Linked DNA regions of Mus musculus: region 2 is linked to region 1. Evidence: chromatin loops called from intact Hi-C (ENCODE). Cell type or tissue: left cerebral cortex. All regions are shown on one strand.

Region 1 (8,000 bases):
TCTAGATATGTTTACCAAAAAGGAGCCAGGAATTAGGTGTGGTGATACAGGCCTCTAAGTTCAGTCTTGGGATACTGAGGTAGGAAAATTGCAGCAAGTTTAAGTTGAGGCCAGAGGGGCTACACCATGAAGTTCAGGCCAATCTGAACTATGGATGAAACCATGTCTTGTTATTATTATTAATTTATAAAAGCCAAGTCTGGGGAAAAGGAAGGAGAGGGACATCACCTCCACTTCCTGGGACACAGGATGTGTGTGCCCCTCAGAGACCCAGACAGATCCTGACAGAGATCCGATGAGCTTGGAAATTTCTATCATCCCGCCCCCCCACACACCCGTGGTCCAGCCTAAGCCCCCAAGGCCCCAGGGTCCTGAACCCTGCTTGGGAGATCAATCTCTGCTTCCCGCGTTCCTCATTCCAAGCCACTTTGGGGTAGCTTTTGAAAGGAGAGGTTCTTACTCTTTGGTCCCTAGCATCCCAGACCTGAGGTTTGTGTGAGGCCTCAGCATAGACAGGAATGTGGGGAGCCTGTGAGGTAAGTGAGTAGGTGCACTGTGAAGTGTGCTCCCCACTTAGGCAAGAAGCCACAAGATGCACTGTGCCATCTCAATGAACAGAGGGCCCAAGTAGAGAGAGGCCTGGGCAGGTGAAAGTTCTGGACACCCAGGCTCTACATTTACCAGTCTACTCTAAAGGGCTTAAAATTCTATGGTTCCTCTACTTTTCGTTGGTACTAATTTCAGAACAGACAAAAAGATTTGGGGGGTCTTAGAGATTTATTCTGCCACCAACATTTTGAACTATTAAGAAGACAAGCGCTCCCCCTTCCGGTAGACATTTGCCATTTCAGGAAACCAGCCCGCCGCCCAAGGCTTGCATCCATTACTTCCACCCCCCCACCCCCCCCACCCCCCCCCCAGCTTCGAGCTTGCTGCAGCCTGGGACCTCCTGGCCTTCAGGTTCCGAGGGTTCTGGGAATATGAAAGCTCCAGGACTCGAAGGCGCCAGGAATTCCAGCAGATGTATCAGTCTAGCCTCGGATAAGCCCCGGAGGAGGGCAGGAAGGGCTGGAGATCAAGGCCTCAGGTGCCCGCTGCCTTCTATCCATCTCTTGGTTCCACCGGGATAATAAATTAATCTTCCTACGCAGAACCACGCACGGCGGGTTTTCTACTTTTTATTTCCTTTCTTATTTGTATGGAACCTAAACGAAGCAAGTTTTTTTTTTTTTTAATTTCATTTTAAGCAATTTTAGGGAACTCTTTTTCCCAATCGCATTTTGCGAAGCCACCACCGACCCAACCACCTCGACACTGCTCACTTCTTTATGTGTAAAATACAACAAAATGCCCGTGACTACCCTGACTCACCTGCTGCGATTTTCTTTTCAGTAAGAGATACCTGAAGATCTTCCTTCCTTCCTTTCTTTCTTAAAACAACCGAGAAAAATCTGTGACAACTTCAGACAATACTATCAAAGGATAAACAATTCCTGGGACACGCATCTATTCCGGAAAATAATTGGGGAATACCTTTTTCATTAATAAGGTATAATTTTACTCTGAGCCGTTCTGTATACCCTCCCCTTCCCTCCGACCCATTTCAGTTCCTCCAGCTCAGAGTAACGAAACTGGATTCCAATGTACCATTTTAAAAAACAAAAAACAAAAAAAACAAAAAACAAAGACACCCTTTGTAGGGTGTCTACACCCTAGTGCCAATATCACTCTTAACGACTAAGCAGGTGGACTGTATTAGGCCTCTAGAGGTCCAATGAGTGGATTGTGGCAAGTGTGTGGACAGGGCTTCCGGAAGCTCTTTTGAATCTAGGTCCCAGCCACAGCAAAGCGAAGGGTGACCCCCAGGCTTTCAAGTTCCGGCCTTTTACTAATGCAGGCAAACACTTCCGGGGGTTGGGGAGGTAGGAGAACGCTGGTAGGTTTGCAGCGTAATGAAAATGTGTTTTACCTCTCCTGAGCATTCTATTACTGGGGATTGCTTAAAGACAGCTCTAGCATGCAGGCTCCTCCTCCAGCTCGGAAGGGTTGCCGGTTCCCCTCCCCCCAACACAGAGAGGGTTCCCAGCTTCCCCCACCCCACCCCCATTCAAGTTTCTAAGCGCTGCACTTTAATTAGGTTTCTTTCGGGGAAACCGCGCCCCATCCCTACCCCAGTCCCATCTAATAGAAACCCCAGAGTACAATCTCGAATTAAATAAATGAACTCGTTACCGTCGACTGCCATAAAGCGCCCAGGCGGCTGTGGTGGAAAAGACGAAGGGAAGAGGTTTCAGTGGTTTTTGAAAGGCATTTATACCACAAGCTCACCCACCTGAACACTCTCTGTCGGGGCAGACGTAGGGGAAACTCAGGAGCCGCCCACCTCCTCCTGCCCAAGCGCGGGGCACCGTCCCTCCTCCCGGCTCTGGTTGGGGCTGGAAGAGAGATTCAAAACATCCAATGGGGGAACAGATGCCAGCCTGCCTTCCTTTCACGACTACTAGTTGTGGGGGGTGGGGGAAGGGCACGGAGTGGTCCGAGACTGTGAAAGAAAGAATGCCACCATTACCCTTAGCCTCCCCTAATTGCCCCCTGAAACAGGAGAGGCAGCAAAGGAATGCAGTAGCCCCCAGAATTATGGGAAGAGGAAAGCAACGACTGTGGGCACCCAGTCTGTGGGGGTCAGGGACTTTGCCATTGAACTTGAAGATCCAGGCTGGTGGTCTCCCCTCCCCCTCCCCCACTCTACTAAATGCTAAATTCTTTATGGGGAGAGAGGGGGAATATGGGGCGGGGTAGAAGGGTAAAACGCACATCTCTGGCCTTTGAGAAAGCTGGGGCTGGTGGTTGCATTTACTACTACCCAGAGACCTTATGGGAGCCGCTGCTCCAAATATCCCCTACCCTAGGAGCAGAGTAGATTCTTCAGCCTTCTCTCTAGCCTCAGAAATGGTGGGCCAGGGATTCTGCCTCACCCCAGAGTTAGGTTCTTGGGTTCCTCTTCTAGCTGTGGGAATCTCAAGAGCAGGCTGAAATCTTTGGGCAGATGTTTGAAGAATTCAGGGTCTAGAAGCAACTGGGTCCCCATCTCCACCTCTGCAGACCAATCAAGAGTGTTATTTATCCTATCCTCTTTGTTTGGTTTACTGCTTGCAAGAGTTTCTCTTTTAAACTGTAAACTAACATACAGTTTTCTGTAACCGAGCGTTTCTTATGTATCAACTTGGGATCTGCCTCTAGAAGCCCTTGAAGGAATGTCGCTCAAGCACTGAGGGACACTGGAAGTCTCTGCAATAAGAGGAAAGGCCTCAAAGGTTCTCTCAGAGGCAACTGTCAGGGGCATCTTGATGGCCTTTGAAGGGATGTCGTTCGGGTCAAAAATGACAAAGAAAATGCTTCGAAGTATGCGGGACATTTTTGGTTTGGGCTAGGGAGAGGCTTGCTGGTACCCTGGGTACCTTGGGCATGTGGCTTTAAGTTTGTCTTTGACCAGATGGAATCTTGGCAAGAAAAAAAATAATAAATATTGTTAATGTTCTCATTTTTATTTAAAACGTTTTGTACCTGTGTTGAAAGCTAGACAAGATCCAACAAGGATAATGATTTACTAGCAGACAGGAAATTAACACAATGCCAGGGCAGAGTGTCGCAGCTCCCCTCAGGGCCTCTGGCTCCCTTCCTCTCCTCAATGCCTTCTCAGAAGTTCCTGTGGTAGCTTCCGAGGAGACACTGGAAGGGGTCCCAACACAGCAGTGTTGAACCCTTTCTGTACAGGAGCATCATGAAGCATCATGGGATAGGTCACCTCCTGAGAGTACTAACTTGCTAACTTGAAGTTTGGGTGGGTAAGTTCAGCTGCAGACATTTAGCAAATACCCAATTTCCCCCAAACTGGCACCTTTTCTAGTGTCCCTCAGGGCTATTGTCCCCCACCCTGAACTCATTACTTAGTAAAGAAATGGAGACAATAGTGCCACTCACTTTATTTGTGTCAAAATGGTAGAATCTTGGTCCCAAAAGGGGACTTCTCTTAATTTCTGAGTTCCAGGTCTTTACCAGAAGACAGACCAGGAAGCCAGTCTTTCCCACCCTCTAACAAACTTCTTCCTAGGCAGTGACAAACACCTGCTTCCTTCTGGAACTCTCTATTTAGATCACAGAGGGCAGGTGCTTTACAAACACTCTAGCCCTTGCCTCACTGGGGACTGGGTAGATTTGTCTGAGTGTGAAAACAGGGTAAATAAAACGCATGTGATCCCAGCACTCGGGAGGCAGAGGCAGGCGGATTTCTGAGTTCGAGGCCAGCCTGGTCTACAAAATGAGTTCCAGGACAGCCAGGGCTACACAGAGAAACCCTGTCTCGGAAAAACCAAAAAAAAAAAAAAACAAAAAAAAAAACAAAAAAAAAAACGCATGTGATCATTTAGTTCAACTCAGTTTTCACTTCAAGCACCTCGTGCATGCCAGTTTCCACTGGAGGTGGAAGGCAGAAGAGACCTGGGGGGACACAATGCCTGCCCCTAATTTTGATTAGATTCCCTGTCAGCTCTTAGGTCTTACTGCCTCACTGCTCCCCTCCCCGCGCTGAGGACTCCATTTTATGTTTTCTGTCCTGTGAGGTAGAGGGACATATTTACCAACTATTACAGTCAGGACAAATGGAGAAACAGGAGGGAGGCACACAGGCTGCCACCTGGAGAGGTTTCTCCCGTAGAAGCCCTGTTCCAGGAGGAACTGGAAAGATGTTCAGAATATCGAAAACTGAAGAAAATACGCGCGGAAAACACAGGAGAGGAAGTAGGAAACTATAGGACCCAGCGAGAGACTTGCGTGAACTTCCCTCTCTGGATGGAGGTAGGGAGGAGGGGTGTATCTCACAGGGGCCTGGAAAACAGGGCAGAACCTGACACTGTGGCCCTTCCAGACTCTGACCACCGCTCCTCCACTCAGGCAGGCACCACACACACACACACACACACACACACACACACACACCCAACTCCCTGTCAGAGACAAGCGCCAGCCTTTGTTTGGTTCAATGGGTGAAGTTCGCTCCCCCTCCCCCTCCAAGCAAGGTTTTGTCATTGAACTTGAGTCAGGTTGTAAACGTTCCTTTAGCCCTTCGGGAGTGTGAGAAGTGGGTGGAGGGGAAAGGGGCAGAGGGGGCTCTGGAAGGACCTGGAGCGCCAGAGACCTGGCCTTTCTAAATCAGGCGTTACTTTATTAAAGGTCCTTGTCTTCTGGGAGAACGAACAGGGTCGGAGTGTAAAAAACAAAAACAAAACCAAAACAAAACAAAAAACAAAAAAACCCAAAACCCGTCGTTGAGGCCTTAGAGCAAATGAGGCCGATGCCTTAGGCTCCGCGTGACTAGCGTTTTCGTTCTCGCGCACTCTCCATTCCCCGGAGTTTACCTTGGGTTAAGCAGTCAGCCCCCTAGTATCTTTTCTCGCCATCAAGATAAACACGTGCATAAATAACAAAGGATTAACAGCTCCAGCTAGCGCTCAATCAGAGGCGGGTCACCCTGCTGCTCGGTCCTCACTACCCTTGTTGCAGCCCGGAAGGTCCCCCTGCCCGCAGAGCGACCACCAAACCTCGCATGTGCTCGATCTTTGTCTCAGGACGAGGGTGCAGAAGCTCGGGCAACGGGGCGTCTCCCGTCTCCCGCAGAGGAACCTCGGCCACTGCAGCCGGGGAACCCGGGCGAAGTGCGTCTTTCCCAGAGATCTGCTGAGAGCCGAGGCCCGTGACTGGTGAGAGGGCCGTAGAAGCGGGTACTGAAAACAACCACTGAACTGTGGTTGTTTTGTTTGGTTGTGATCATTTTTGTTTTAGGAATTCCCGATCCTGGAAGCCTGAGGAGAGCGGATGTCCACGGCGGGATGTGGGAGTGTTTGCTGGCTGTAGAATGCCGGGTAGAAGGTGGCCCCGGGCGAGCTGCGGTCAGGGAGAGCCCGGCTAGCCTGGGGGCCTGAGGTGAGAAGAATGGGATTCTGCCCGGGTGGGATCCGGCCCAGGAGTCTCTTCCAGGAGCACCTCCACAAACCCCGGGAGGAAGGTTAAGGAGACTCCAGATCTGGTCAACTCCTGCAAAGTTTCCGGCCCTTCCATTTATGGCCGGAGAAAATTGCCAGGAGGCAGATTCACAGTGGCAAAAGGGAAGTGGCCGAGTGAATTATCAGGATAATGTCATGGATGCTCTGTCTCCCAGTTCCTACCGAAGACTGTTTGGAATAAAGAACTGGGTATTTTCATCTTCTGCCCTCCAGGCCCAGGAAAGAATTCAGCCATTCCCTCTCCCTTTGTCTTGACCTTGGGAGTTGGGGAGGTGGGGAGACTCTCGGGTCAAGTTCACTTTTCGTCCTTTATCTTTTCGAAGAAATTAGGGCAGTAGTTTGATTCCAAGAGGGGGTAGCTCCTAATTGTGACATTGTGTTGGAGGAGGGGGAAGCGTTCAAGAAAGCTTTTTAATTTCAATTTGTTGCTCCGTTCTCAACCACCGGCGTCGCGTGCTGTGAAGGAGACACAATTTGAGGAGAAACAAAGTGGTTCAATTGGGGGAAAAACATTTAAAAGTGTCTTAAACTAGGCACTCGCCTGGTTCTGTGTTTGTTGGGTGCTGCATTTTGATCAAAGTTAAGCGTTTACAGTATTGGGCACAAATATTTCTGCGGAAACTGACTTAGAGGGAAAAGGGGACCAAAATGCTTCCCCTGAAGGTTCGGATTACACACAATGAAGTAAATTCCACAACGTTCTTAATGGGGGAGAGTCAAAATACAGAAATAAAAATAAAGACATATTCTCTAGTTCCCATCCACCCACCATCACACAAATAGAAAACCGGGATTGGAAAATTCTTACAAAACATCCCCGCGTTCCTTCTGTCTGCCAGTGATTTAAATTTGGAGCCTCTATTACTAGCTAGTTTTTGATCTCCAGTGCCTGGGTTCTGACTCTCAGTGCTGTGCATCCAAGCTTGCTTTAAAACGTGCCTTTCTTGGGCCATAAGCGGCATCCCAGCATCCCAGGTGATTGCAGTTTCTAATTAGTACTTTTAAAATTTGTGATATTAAGAAAAGAGTTGTCAGGTTTTAAGGAATCCATTTCTCTAGTGGTCATTTAGGTCCAGCCTGTTCTCCAAAACTGCCTTTTCTTCCTCTTGATTGACAGAGCAACATATTCGTACAGTCAAGTATTTTCTGATATTTGACTTTACTTCTACAAAGTACTTCCAATACATAACAATACTTTCCAAAGTATTAAAATACTACAAAGAAAACAAAGTCCATACCATAAGCTGCCATCTCACAAGCTGCCATCCCATAAACTTCCATCGCAGAACCCGCCATCAAAGTTTTCAAAGGTTTAATCTCTGATGTGTTTTGTTGCTTGTTCTTTATTCTGTGTACAAGTGTATTTCAAAATCGATTTTTTTAAATAATTGTGTGTATGTGTATGTTGAGTTTTAAATTCAGTTTTAAATTAGGAACGTTTCCCAGTGTCACTAAACATGTTTCAAAATCCTGGCTCTAATAATTTTGCAATACTTAATTCTCTAGAGGTGCCAGCAAAAAAAAAAAAAAAAAAAATCTCTAGGGGATCTAACTCAGAGATAGAGTGCTCCCTAGCACGCTCAAGGCCCTTAGTTTTATTCCCCCCAAAATACAACTTAAAGTTCAGTTGTTGGGCATTTGGGTTGTTTCCTTTTTTTTTTTTTTTCTTCTGTTTGAGATCTTTCCACTCTGCTGGCCTGGCGCTTTCTATGTTGACCAGTTCCCACCCGGATCTTAGAATTTTACAATTAATTCATAAAAAAAAAAGTGTTCTCTTAGTACATTTGGTGGGAAGATGCGAGTTGCATCCCACTGGAACAGAATGCTTTGAACTTATTAGGTTACAAAGTTTCAGCTCGGACCAGGAGACCGCAAACGGAAGCTTTCTCAAACGTTCCATGAAGATGCTCCACGATTTGATCACAGTGGCAGGTATGTGTC
Region 2 (8,000 bases), 140 kb after region 1:
TCATTAATATTTTTCTTGATACTACTAATAAACACAGCAAATTGACTCCGGCTTGCTTTCTCTACTTACCCTCTCAACTCCCACCTTCCTCAAGCCACCAGCTCTGGGGAGGCAGTAGGATCCCAGGTATCCCATCTAGGGCTCTGCATGTGACTCCTGTTGCTGAAGGGTAGAGAAAGACCACAGGTTCCTTCTGTATAACAGGGCCCCAGAGAAAGCAGTTGCTCCAGCCCATTTGGCCTGATTTGTTGGGCTTAGAGACAGTGGGGCCCTAAGCCAAGGGTTGATTGACCCTTTACCACCCCTAAAGAAGAGCCTTGAGGGAGGAGGGAGGTAAGAGAGCTATTGCTCATGAGAGACCATGGCATCCTTTCTGGAAGGGAGACAATAGCTGGTGCTCTCTCACCTTTGTTTCCTGTCCCATGCCTGTCCTGGTGTATCCAGATGGGAGAAGGTAAAGAACAAGTGCCCTAATCAGAAAAGCACAGGCTCCTGGCGGGGATCTGTCTTTACAAAGTTAAGAGAACCAGTTTCCGTGTAGAAAAAAACAGTTTCCGTGTAGAAAAAGAGATACCGGCTGCCTTCTGTGTCATCCCCCTAAGTCAGCAGTTAGGCAGCAGGCAGGCACTCCAGCCTGTAGAAATGGCCTGGGCTCTTTTTGTCTTCTTGCCTCTACTGCCAATGGCTCTTTCCCCACCCCCTGGCCCAAATTTGCAGACACCTACATTCTTGGCTCCTGTCTTCCTCCTACAGGCCTCCTACTTGCTTTTGCCTGCCCTGTTCAAACACACTCTAAGAAAACTTTCAGCTTTTGTAGCTCCTTCACTTGGGCCAAGAGTCATGAGTCTTGCCGAGCAGAGCACGGTGGTGGTGGTGGTGGTGGTGGTGGTGATGGTGGAGAGACAGATTGGATCTGAGTAGTGATGGTCATCCTCCTGTCTGCCAGTACATTCAAAATGAAGCCGGTCTGGAGTTCTCATCTTCTCCCGGAATACAAATGTCCTTTTCACCCCTTAGCCCCTTCTGCCCGTCCTGAGGTGAGAATCTTAACAGAAAGGACCCATTGAAGTTCCTAGAGCCCTTCTCCTGACCGGCTGTCTGGAGCTCTGGTAAAACCACAGGGTCCTTCCTTCTGTCACCCTCTCTCCAACCCCACTCCCCCTGCAAGATGTTCTGGGTTTTTTAATCATCCCTCACCGCTAGTTGTCTGTTCTCAAAAGGGGTGTGTGTGTGTGTGTGTGTGTGTGTGTGTGTGTGTGAAAAAGTCTGGCTTTGTCCCCCCTCCCCCATTAGAGACTAGGGGATAGGGGGTGGGGAGGAGAGAAGAATCAGGGACTGAGATCAGGGACTCAACCACCAGGAGTGTCTACCTTAAAAAAAAAAGAAGACGTCTCCGTGGGCCTCCTGTGAGTGAGCAGGAGAGACACCCAGCACCCCTGGCCCAGTCAAGCCAGCTTCTGGCTAGGTCTCCAGAGGCCATTTCTCGAATTAGCATAATGGTCCAATGGGGGGGGGTCCTGAATACGGTGGGGGCACTATGTAAACTCCACCAGCTTTCTTTGCATTTTGCTGTTCTCTTCTTCCCCATCTCAATGTAAAAAATTTTCCTGTTTAAAAAAACAAAACAAGACAAGAACACCTTCTACTTTCTTTGCTTCACACTGTTATTTGGGGGGGGCGCCCCCCATCTCTCATCACCACAATCACCTTCCCTCCTTATCAGGCATCTATGCTGGCTAAAGGGGAGACGTGGGGGGGGGGGCGAGCGTGTGTGTGTGTGTGTGTGTGTGTGTGTGTGTGGTTTTTTCCCTGTGCAAAAGCAGAGGCCATTGTTACGGAGAGTAGGGCGTACCAGTCTTATAGGGCAACCACACTGTGGCGGCTTGGCCGAGCTGGAGCCCGGAGCCGGATTCTCGGCGAGCCGAGCCGCCCAGCACCTTTCGGTCTGCTATTTTCTCCCCCCCGCTCCCCTACCCCTCCCTCCTGCGCACCCCCCGCTCTAAAGCCGAGTGAATTGAAGCGGACGCCGCGCGGCTCCTCTGGCCGGTCTGCCCCTCGGGCTCCCTAGCCGGGGTGGCTTTGGGGAGGGGGGGGGGCGACGCAGCTTTAAACAGTGGTCTTTTTTTCCTTTGCCTTCAAGGAGGGGAGATTTCTCGCCTGCCGCTCGCGCTGGGGCTCGATGTGAATATATATTATGTCTGCCTGTTCTCCCCTCGTCGGTGGCTAAGGTAAGCTGGACTGAAATAGGCTATCAGTTTGTGAATGGCGGAGAGTATGTCTCAATGATTTATGGCCCATATGACTCCAATCTCGGTTCAAGAAGAGTTCACAAGCTTTAAGCTTCCTTCCACGCAGCGACTGACTCTCTCTCTCTCTCTCTCTCTCTCTCTCTCTCTCTCTCTCTCTCTCTCTCTCTCTCTCTCCCTCTCTCCCTCTCTCTCTCCCCCTCCCTCCCTCCCTCCCTCTCTCTCTCTCCCTTTCCGCTTTTCTCCTTTTCCTCTCTCTTCTCTGCTAGCAGCCAGATCCAGGGCTGAATCCCCTCTCCCCCGTTTGCTAAGAAGAGCCAAATCTTCCTCTTTCCCTTTCTTATCCTTTTATTTTTTTTCTTCCTTTCGTTATTTTTTTTAAAGTCTTGGAAGATGGCCTATCCTCTCTCCTGGGGTTTCTCCAGCTATTGTTACCCTTTTCGGCTCTCTCAGGAGTGTGCCTGGAAAGGTGGGGTTCTGGAGGGGGGCTTGCCTCCCTTCTCTAGCGAGACCCAGAGGGTAAGCCCAGAGCCACTGTCTCCATCCCACCCTTCCGAGAAGCCGTATGGAGCCTGAATTTTTCCAACATGGAGGCAAGGGAAATAGACTTGTTTGGCTGGGTAGAGCTGCTCCCCACCCCCTCTTCTGGATCCCAGATTTCAGATCCTCAGGGCACCTTCGGGTTCCTCACTGTCCCATTGAGCCAGGCCTCTGCGCCCTCCAGCCTGGAGCCCTGTTAGGCAAAGTCCCGGAGCAGAGTTGCTAAGGCGCCTTTTAATTCGGTTACCTCCTGCGCCAAACTTGCTGCCGTGGAGCTCGGCCCCGGCCCGGCCTGGTGAGCTTGGAACCTGCCGCCGCTAACCAGTTCGGCGTCCCGATCAGTTTCTCCTCGCCTCCTTGAGCCTGAGCAGGAGGTCGGTAACTCCTCGCCGGCCGGCCACCGCCGCCGCAGACAGTCCGCCAGCAGCGGCAGCTGGAGGCTCTCCGAATCCACAAACCTTCCTGGCCTTGTCTCACCGCCAGAGGAGTCTCCATTCTTTCCTATCACGTCTCTGGCTCCTTCGCTTCCCACACTCGCCTGGCCTCTGTCCTGCGATGGTTTCGTTTCGGGCTTATTGCTGGGGGAGCGACAGAAATTTCGGCCCCAGGCGTCTAGTCAAATGCTGGGCTTTTATTTGTTGTTGTTGTTGTTGTTGTTGTTGTTGTTATCACTATCATCATTATTGCTGTAACAATCATTTAGACTAAATAAAGCCAGGGATCAGCCAGCTAACCCCCTCCAAGGTTTTTATTTCATTCTCTTCTCTATCTATTAATAACAAACTCAACTGATGTCGGTTAATTAATTCTCCCTTTCAGCCAGGGCTGCTCCGAAGCTAATTTTGGTTAAATCATCAGAGGCTAATGGTAATAATAATAAAGGGATTGGGTCAGCCTGGTCAATTGAACTCCAGTCCTCCCTGGAAGGACCTGCTGCTTTTGCACACCCGTGTGTATTTCCAGAAACAAAAATTTCCCAGAAACCAATTGGAACTCAGGGCTACATCATCTCCCCTTTAAGTACAGGGATCTGTGTCATAAGGGCAGCGTTTGCGTGTGGGAGGGGTTCACCCCACCTGAAGTTTTTTTTGCATTTTATTTTTACCACGTTTTCTTTGGAGTTGACCAGCTGGGCTGAATGATAGTTTAAGTTTTGCTCAAAGCACATGACACAGAGAGGATCAGACTGGAGGTTTTAGGGAAGTACCCATAAGAGGACTGGAGAGGACAGAGAAAGAGTCAGAAATCTCAGAACAAATACAAAACCTCCTGACACGGTCCAGCTTTATTTTTCGGGTGCACTTTAAAAAGACTGTGTTAGAATAGTGACCATAATTTTATTTTATTTTATTTTTTGCTGTTGGGAACCTCAGTAAACAGCCTCCCCTTTGAATCCAGAGAAGAATAGTGTTCAAATTGTTTTGTGAGTCTTTCTCATCCTGGATAATTTCCCCCATCTCAGTAGAAAAGAGATTCCAGCAGATGCACAGTTTTTCCTTTTCCTTTTTCTTTTTCCCTGAGAAATAAAAGAAAACAGATTGTTATGGATTGGGGGTGGGGAAAACCCAAGCCAAATGGTCATAGCACCAACTGGTCTTGCCTGGGAAATCTAAACAAGCATGGTCCATTTGGACGCTCCACAGGGGCCTCTGGCTGCTAGGTCCCAGGCCTGCCTGAGTCAAGACTGGAGGTGATGGTACCTTCAGATGGGACATAGATGGATGGAACTTGGTTCCACTGCCTCTGGGGTTAAAAATCTTCAGGAGTTTTCTGCCTTAGGCTGCTATGATCTTGGAGGGAAGAGTCCCAGATGAATTTGCTTTTCATTCTGGCTTGGGTCTAAGATCTGCAAGTTCCAGGCTAGACTTTGCTTAGGTGGAAAGATATGGAAGGAAGAAAGACTGGAAGCAGAGAGGCCTCCCTAAGGGAAGGAGGACCTCTGGGATGCTTCTACTTTAGAGTCTAATAGTGCCCTCTCCCTGGGATTGCCCCATCCCAGGGTTGGGGAGTTGCGGGGGTGGGGGAGGTTAAGGAAAAATTGTAGAAGAGGCCAGGGGTTGGTTATTTCGGGGTGCCAGAGAGAGGGGCAATGGTCCACGAAGCAGTGGTGTTCTATTCCTAAGCGGTCCTCGAAGGAGTACAGTCTTGATTTTGTTTTAAAAAAAAATGGAAATGAAAATGGATGTTTTCTTTTTCCCGTTAAAATTAAAGTTGAAGTGTGAAGCATCCAAGTCAGGTTAGATACTTGGTCTCAGCGTCTGCTGCAGAGATACTGGCGAGGGGAGAAGAAGAAAAAAAAAAAACTATTGATGTCAGTTCCCTTTTTAGTTCCTAAGATGGATTCGAGGCCCAGTCCTCTTCTCCCCTCTGTCTCTTCTCTCGCCCCGCAGGTCAGCCGCTTGGAACAGACCCGAGAGGAGGGGGGCAGAAAGGGGAGGGGGGTCCGGCGTGTCACGTGACCCCCAGGGGTGCCAATGTCCGGTCGTGAGGGTATCAGGCCCTTGCAAGTTGCCACCCACTGCCCGGGCCTCGCCCAGCGATGCAGAAAGCCACCTACTACGACAACACCGCAGCTGCGCTCTTCGGAGGCTACTCCTCGTACCCTGGCAGCAATGGTTTCGGCTACGACGGGCCTCCCCAGCCCCCCTTTCAGGCCGCCACGCACCTGGAGGGTGACTACCAGCGCTCAGCGTGTTCTCTGCAGTCCCTGGGCAACGCCGCCCCACATGCCAAGAGCAAGGAGCTCAATGGCAGCTGCATGAGGCCAGGCCTGGCCCCAGAGCCCCTGCCCGCACCTCCGGGCTCACCCCCACCCAGCGCCGCACCTACCAGTACCACTAGCAACAGCAATAACGGGGGTGGGCCCAGCAAAAGCGGCCCCCCCAAGTGCGGTGCCGGCTCCAACTCCACCCTCACCAAACAGATATTCCCCTGGATGAAAGAGTCGAGGCAAACGTCCAAGCTGAAAAACAGCTCCCCCGGCACAGGTACCAGCTCTCTGCCTTCCTAGTCAGCTTTTGTCCAACCCAGGAATTTCACTGTTATTATAGCATCCGACCCCAAGGCGCCCACAAGGCGGCCTGGAGACAATATTAGATGGCTGCCTAGTGCTTTTTAGCTACCTCTCACTACCTGATGACCTCTGACCTGACCAACACCCAGTCCATCCAACCATCCTCCATCTGGGCTTCCAAGAGTTTCCAGGAGGTGGGATGGTTGGCTTTACAGCCCTTCCCAAGGCCGCACCGCCTGGAGGCACAGAGTCATCAAGGATAGATTATTATTAAGTATGATTATTGTAGGTATTAATCACCATCGCTCAGGCAGCCTGGGGTCCCGGCCTGCAGCCACCCGAGCCTCTATGTGCCACACATCCAGGCCCTGCCCACCAGTGTCCAGTCTCCCCCCCCCCGCCCCCCTCCCAAGGTGTTCTCAGTCACTTGTCTTGTAAAGAGGGCGGACAGAAGGGAGGAATCACCTCAGACTTGGATTTGGATATACGGGGAGGGTGCGCGCACACGCAAAATCCTAGCCCTAAATAAATGGCCACGCAGCTCTGTCTGTTTGACATGATCAAATTTTCATAAGCTGGGGCCGTGAAAGGAGAACAGGTCTCTTAATAAATGCCACTATTATAGAGTGTCCGCTAATGCGACGGGAGGTAGGAAGGGGGGGGGTGGTGGTGTAGAGGAGGTGGGGACGCGAAGGGGAGGGCAGCGGGGCCTCCGAGTCCAGGCCTGGATTTATTAAGAAACGATGCATTCAATTTCGGCGTGTTCAGTAATTATCTTTTATTTCATTTTCTCCCCTTCCCACCCCTCCCCCCTCGGGTCCAGCAGAAGGTTGTGGTGGTGGCGGCGGCGGTGGTGGCGGCGGCGGCGGCGGTGGCGGCGGCAGCAGCGGCGGGGGCGGCGGCGGCGGCGGGGGAGGGGACAAGAGCCCCCCGGGGTCGGCCGCGTCCAAGCGGGCGCGCACGGCGTACACAAGCGCGCAGCTGGTGGAGCTGGAGAAGGAGTTCCACTTCAACCGTTATTTGTGCCGGCCGCGCCGGGTCGAGATGGCCAATCTGCTGAACCTCAGCGAGCGCCAGATCAAGATCTGGTTCCAGAACCGTCGCATGAAGTACAAGAAAGACCAGAAGGCCAAGGGGCTGGCCTCGTCCTCTGGGGGTCCCTCTCCGGCCGGAAGCCCCCCGCAGCCCATGCAGTCCACGGCCGGCTTCATGAACGCCTTACACTCCATGACCCCCAGCTACGACAGCCCGTCCCCACCAGCTTTCGGCAAAGGCCACCAGAATGCCTACGCGCTGCCTTCCAACTACCAGCCCCCTCTTAAGGGTTGCGGCGCCCCACAGAAGTACCCCCCGACCCCGGCGTCGGAGTATGAGCCCCACGTCCTCCAAGCTAACGGGGGCGCCTACGGGACGCCCACCATGCAGGGCAGTCCGGTGTATGTGGGCGGGGGTGGCTACGCGGATCCGCTGCCGCCCCCTGCCGGCCCCTCCCTCTACGGCCTCAATCACCTTTCCCACCACCCCTCGGGGAACCTGGACTACAACGGGGCGGCCCCTATGGGCCCCAACCAGCATCATGGACCCTGTGACCCTCACCCCACGTACACAGACCTCTCCTCTCACCACGCACCGCCTCAGGGTAGAATCCAAGAAGCGCCCAAACTGACACACCTGTGATGGGAGGGGCGGGCTGGGGAGGGAGGGGTGAGGTTAAGGGCCAGGGAGACGGCGGACTTGGGGGATGGGCGCGGTTTAGAGTCCTGAAAGAGGTGTGGGATGGGGTTGTCGCCAGGTTTCCAGAAACAGAACAGGCCTGGGGTGCCTTCCCAGCTCCCAGGCCCCCTCCCCGCCCCCAGGGGCTGTCTTTTAAGTCCTCCATGCCTGGTTCCATCTGTCTGCCAACAACCCTTGGAAAGGAATCCACAGCAGGTTGGAGACGGGACCACATCAATCCCAGGGTTCCCAGGGTTCCAGCACTACCAAGTGGGAATTTCAGATTGGAGAGGTGACGTGGAGTCGGGTAGAGGGAGCCAAGACAGGCAAGCAGGGCAGAGAAGCACATTCAACACTTAATGGCTTGGCTATCAGCAAGCAATCAACTTACCTTGCATCTCTGTGGGTAATTTCCCCAAAATCTTGATTTTTTTTGTTCTCCCTTTCAGTCTCCCTGTGAAAAATAAGAAAATACATTTAAATCGAAG

The links. Hi-C counts contacts between places; a loop is a spot of excess contacts. Peaks named below come from ENCODE experiments on the same cell type or tissue, not always from the same donor. Only the 100,000 strongest peaks of a DNase experiment are listed, where the experiment ranks them.
Region 2: a loop joins it to region 1, with 2.5 times the contacts of the local background. A loop is called at or near these places in 5 of 42 quality-filtered maps.

Annotation. Positions count from the first base shown.
Region 1 is chr11:96,197,945-96,205,944 of GRCm38, forward strand. Gm30134 (a long non-coding RNA gene) reads right to left here and starts at 5,682. Exons shown (of 3, transcript XR_001780305.1): 1 at 5,598-5,682; 2 at 1,372-3,096; 3 at 1,191-1,205. Gm11538 (predicted gene 11538) reads left to right here and starts at 5,510. Exons shown (of 2, transcript NR_108029.1): 1 at 5,510-5,756; 2 at 5,839-7,536. In left cerebral cortex, a CTCF peak has its summit at 809; no DNase peak of the experiment used is centred here.
Region 2 is chr11:96,338,924-96,346,923 of GRCm38, forward strand. It overlaps Hoxb3 (homeobox B3), which reads left to right. Exons shown (of 4, transcript NM_001079869.1): 2 at 2,141-2,228; 3 at 5,177-5,773; 4 at 6,623-8,000. The coding sequence starts at 5,326. The coding sequence ends at 7,476. It overlaps Hoxb3os (homeobox B3 and homeobox B2, opposite strand), which reads right to left. Exons shown (of 4, transcript NR_155303.1): 3 at 7,904-7,966; 4 at 4,111-4,302. Among named protein-coding and RNA genes, the nearest start is that of Hoxb2, 8.7 kb to the right of the region's middle. In left cerebral cortex, no CTCF peak of the experiment used is centred here; DNase peaks (open chromatin) are centred at 3,334, 3,724 and 3,904.